Linked DNA regions of Homo sapiens: region 2 is linked to region 1. A link is an interaction called in ENCODE POLR2A ChIA-PET data of the cell type or tissue named here. Cell type or tissue: IMR-90. All regions are shown on one strand.

Evidence for each region. ChIA-PET counts read pairs that join two places held together with the same protein. Peaks named below come from ENCODE experiments on the same cell type or tissue, not always from the same donor. Only the 100,000 strongest peaks of a DNase experiment are listed, where the experiment ranks them.
Region 2: POLR2A ChIA-PET joins it to region 1 with 30 read pairs; 3 of 35 experiments call an interaction of 5 or more read pairs at or near these places.

What each region holds. Positions count from the first base shown.
Region 1 is chr3:11,095,490-11,097,989 of GRCh38, forward strand. No RefSeq gene overlaps it. Among named protein-coding and RNA genes, the nearest start is that of HRH1, 58 kb to the right of the region's middle. In IMR-90, a CTCF peak has its summit at 604; DNase peaks (open chromatin) are centred at 1,212 and 1,512; H3K4me3 peaks cover 739 bases; H3K27ac peaks cover 1,086 bases.
Region 2 is chr3:11,283,518-11,286,017 of GRCh38, forward strand. All of the region lies in intron 3 of ATG7 (autophagy related 7), which reads left to right. Among named protein-coding and RNA genes, the nearest start is that of ATG7, 12 kb to the left of the region's middle. In IMR-90, no CTCF peak of the experiment used is centred here; no DNase peak of the experiment used is centred here; H3K27ac peaks cover 259 bases.

The sequences.
Region 1 (2,500 bases):
CGGCTTTTAGCAGGAGATAGTGACATCCCAGGGACATTTCTAACTCAGTTTCTGGAAAGCCCCATCCAAAACCGACTAATGTGTTGGATAGACCAGGTAATGCCCAGTGGCCAATTCTCAAGTTGCACGTAGTAGACAGGGAAAGGGTGTAGGCCGGTGACCAAATCTCCCTTGAGATACATGGTCTGGCTCAGGATAGGTGTGCACAAACATTTCCAGGTGCATGGAAGTAAGGCAGAATGATAGGCAAGCTGGTGACACCAGATGGTAGGCAGCCATTGTCCCAAGTCCCTGAGGGCCTCCCACCACTACCCCAACCACCTTCCTTGGTCACCCCAAACTTCCTTATGATCCAGGAACTAAAGGGAGCTTCCAGGCCTCAGCTGCTCTGCCAGCCTCTGGCTCTTAAGTATGTTTGCTATTGCTCCTGCTGAGACACATAGACTAGATTCTCAGCCTGCTCTGGGTCCAACCCTGTTCGATCTACAGTAGGCAGGACACATGCATTTATGTTCCTAAGTCGTCTTTCTCATGCAGCTGAAATAGAGTTACTATTTCTTCACTGCGTATTTTGTGAACTCAACGTAAGTTCTGGGCAGTGGGTATTTTACCTCCTGTAGGAGTCGCCGTTGGGGCTGCAGAACTAAGCCAGTGTGCCTAGCCTCCAGCTGTGTAATAGCTCGCAGCTGTCCCCATTCTCCTGTCTCTGTTAACAGGAGCATACACGGTTGGGAGCCTCCAAGAGCATCCCATATTAATGACTGACATGGGGGTGCAAAAGGTTGCCCGTATCTCAGCTGGGGCAGGAACAATTTAATGGGGTATGACCAATTCTATAGCCCCCAGTGGGTCAGACCAAAGCCAAACTTACTTGAGGCTGCTTCAGTGCTCAGCCAACTACCCTTCCATATCCTGCTTTCCCACCCACACGTTCCCGTAAAGAGCAGCCTTCCAATAACTGACGTGTACCCAAAGCCTTAAGGTGCCTCCGCTCCATTTTACAGATGTGGAATCTGAGGCTTGCATAGGATGTCCTCCAGCTTGGTCTGTCCCTAAAATTCAAGCCCTTTCTGTTCCTTCATCCTGCCTGGATGGAATAGAAAGCAGACAGTTTGGGAGCGGAAACCCCACATCGCCGCAGGGATGGGCAGCTTTTCTTCCCACAGCTGCAGCCGACCTCCCTGGGCAGAGCAGGCGCCTCTCGCCTCCTCCCCCGCAGTGAGTCATCACCCACGCTGAGCGAGGAGAAAGTCTGAGCGGGCGCTGGGCTGGCGGTAACACTCCAAATGAGATTTAACAGAAGCCTCCGTCGCGCTCTGCTTAGGAAAGCAGGGGCTGTGGCTGTGGGGGAGGCTCTTCACTCCTGGTCCCCCGGGGGCTGGGGACGGTTGGGGGAAGAGGGGTGCCAAGGGTGCCCTGCCTCCAGCTGAGCCTCTCCTCAGAGACAAGCTTTCCAAGGTGTTGCAGGAAGGAGGAGGCAGATGAGAAAGCCCAGACACTGGGGGCTAAGCTGACTCAGCCACCAAAGCAGCAGAGCTGAGCTGAGGGAGCCACAGTGTGCCCGGAACACATGGCAATACTGAGCCAGGTCCTCCTGCAACCTGTTTCAACACCTCCCATGGCTCCCCAGGGCCCTAAAACACTAGAGTCAAACGCTTTAGCCCTGAAATCCTGGCTCTTCTCATTGGGCTCCAGACACTGTCCCTTAAGTCATCACATCTGCCCCTCACTTTTTACATTTTTTTTAATTGAAGTGAAATTTACATATATTGAGATGCATGGATTTTGGGTCACAGATAAATGTATTTTGGTAAGTGTATACACCTGTGTACTCAACACAGTTCTCAGGATATAGGACATTGCTGCCACTCCAGAGGGTTTTCTCATGTTTCTTTCCAGTTAACCCTCTTAGGCAATTGCTGTCCTGATTTCTATCACCATGAATTGGATGTACCTGTTGTGGAACATCAAATAAATGGAACTACACAATAAGTACTTTCAGGGGCTAGCTGCTTTCACTCAACATCATGTGTATGAAACTCATCCATGTAGGGCTTGTCGCAGTAGCTTCTTCCTTTTTTATATTTATTTATTTATTTAGAGACGGAGTCTTGCTCTTTCGCCAGGCTGGAGTGCAGTGGCGCGATCTCGGCTCACTGCAACCTCCGCCCCTGTGTTCAAGCGATTCTCATGCCTCAGCCTCCCAAGTAGCTGGGATTACAGGCATGTGCCACCACACCCAGCTAATTTTTGTATTTTTAGTAGAGATGGGGTTTCACTATGTTGGCCAGGCTGGTCTTGATCTGCTGACCTCGTGATCCGCCGGCCTCGGCCTCCCAAAGTGTTGGGATTACAGGCATGAGCCACTGTGCCCAGCCAGCTGCTTCCTTTTTATTACTGAGCGATATTCCATAGTATGAATATGTCACAATTTGTTTATCCATCCTCCTGAGGTAGACGTTGGGTTGTTTCTACTTTTGGCTGTTATGAATAAGGCTGC
Region 2 (2,500 bases), 190 kb after region 1:
TAGGCTTCTCAGCCAATAGGAGGTGGAGGTGGAATCCACACTCGGGTTCATCTGTATAAAGACCTGATTCCTGACTGCATTACATTACCTCTCCTTTTAGCATCCTTTCCCTGAACCATTAAAAACTCTCCTGCTTGTGGTGGACATGGTGGCTCACGCCTAGTAATCCTAGCACTTTGGGAGGCCAAGGCAGGTGGATCACCTGGGGTCAGGAGTTTGAGACCAGCCTGGCCAACAAAGCAAAACCCTACTAAAAATACAAATATTAGCTGGGCATGGTGGCGCATGCCTGTAATCCCAGCTATGTGGGAGGCCAAGGCAGGAGAATCGCTTGAACCCGGTAGACGGAGGTTGCAGTGAGCCGAGATCACGCCATTGCACTCCAGCCTGGACGACAGAACGAGACTCTGTCTCAAAGAAAAACAAACCAAAAAAACTCCCCTGCTCTCCTAAAGCAAACAGACAAAAAACTAAAACACACAGAAAAATCAGAGTGTGATAATTTTTAGCATTGTCAGGCTGGTTTATGGAAACTAGAGGCCTGTGTGTCTAGCTTCCCCTAAAGACAGGTTCTTTTTGTTTTTGTTTTTTTCTCTCCCTCTGTTTTTTATTTTCTACAATTACTTCTTCACTTTAAAGTGAATTACTTCTTCATTTAAAAAATCCTGTATTTCTTCATTAAAAAATATCCTACACTTCTTCATTTTAAAAAATCCTATACTGGCTTGATTATTTGCTGTGTCCAATCCTAGAGGGAGAATGGTTGGGCGGTCTCACTCCAGGAAGCACTCCTGCTTCAATTAATTCTATAAGCAGCCAAGCCAAAATAATTCCATCCTTAGCTTCTTTAGTCACAAAATGCCAGAAAACTTTATGGAAATGATTTCTCATTTAGGCTACTTATTTAGAGTAATGAATTGCTTTTTACCAAAGCTAAATTTAAGTAGGTCATCTGTTAACTGTTGGATGAATAAATGAAGGTTCTCTTCGTAGGACTGGTATGGTTTAAAGATAGGGGTTTTGTTCTACTTTTTTATTTTATTTTATTTTTTGAGACGGGGTCTTGCTCTGTTGCCCAGGCTGGAATACAGTGGTGCAGTCATGGCTCACTGCAGCTTGGATTGCCTGGGCTCAGGCGATCCTCCTGTCTCAGCCTCCTGAGTAGTCGGGACCACAGGCGTGCACCACCACTCCATAATAATTTTTTAAAATTATTTGTGGAGATGATATCTTACTATGTTGCCTAGAGTGGTCTTGTCTGGGCTCAAGTGATCATCCTGCTTTGGCCTCCCAAAGTGCTAGGATTACAAGTGTGAGCCACTGTGCCTGGCCTTTTTTTTTTTTTTTGAGACGGAGTCTTGCTCTGTCGCCCAGGCTGGAGTGCAGGTGCGCAATCTTGGCTCACTGCAAGCTCCGCCTCCCGGGTTCACGCCATTCTCCTGCCTCAGCCTCCCAAGTAGTTGGGACTATAGGCGCCCGCCACCATGCCCAGCTAATTTTTTTTTTGTATTTTCAGTAGAGACGGGGTTTCACCGTGTTAGCCAGGATGGTCTTGATCTCCTGACCTCATGATTTGCCCACCTCGGCCTCCCAGAGTGCTAGGATTACAGGTGTGAGCCACCTTTTTTTTTTTTTTTTTTTTAAAAGCCCGGCCTTTTTTTTTTTTTTAAATTCCTTCCTGTGACAGATTCTCACCCTGTCACGCAGGCTGGAGTTCAGTGGCACAATCACGGCTCACTGCAGACTCGACCTCCTGGGTTCAAGTGATCCTCCCACCTCCCACCTCAGCCTCCCAAGTAGCTGGGACTACAGGTGCCTGGCAATTTTTTTTTATTTTTTGTAGAGATGGGGGCCCACCGTGTTGCCCAGGCTGGTCTTGAACTCCTGGGCTCAAGCAGTCCTCCTTCAGCCTCCCAAAGTGTGGGGATTACAGGTGTGAGCCACTGCACCCAGCCCTATTTTACTTCTTTATTCATGGATAACATACATAAAGTGCACTGATAGCAAATGTTTAGCTTGTGGCTTTTTACATAGGTATATGCCTTGTAACCACCACCCAGCTCAAGATACAGAATATTTCCATCTCCCCAGGAGCCTTCCTCGTGGCCTTCTCAAGTCAGTAGCTCCACCTCACCCTGTAATCACCATTCTAACTTCTGTCAGGTTGATTGGTTTTGCCTGTTGAACAACGTATAAAGCTGTGTGTGACACACAGCTTTTATCTTAATAGTAAGATAAAATTATTCTTACTATTTTATTTTGGAACAGTTTCAAACTTACAGAAATTCTACAAGAATAAGACAGATACCTTCTATTTATCCATCTCCCAGAGACTCCCATTCAGTTTTTGTCCCAATAATGTCCTTTTATAGTGGAGCATCATCCCAGGATCACACGTGGTCCCCAGCTGTCACGTCTTTGTGGTCTCTTTCAGTCTGGGACAGCTCCTTGTCTCCCTTTGACTTTTAAGACCATGGCACTTCTGAAGACTATAATCCTG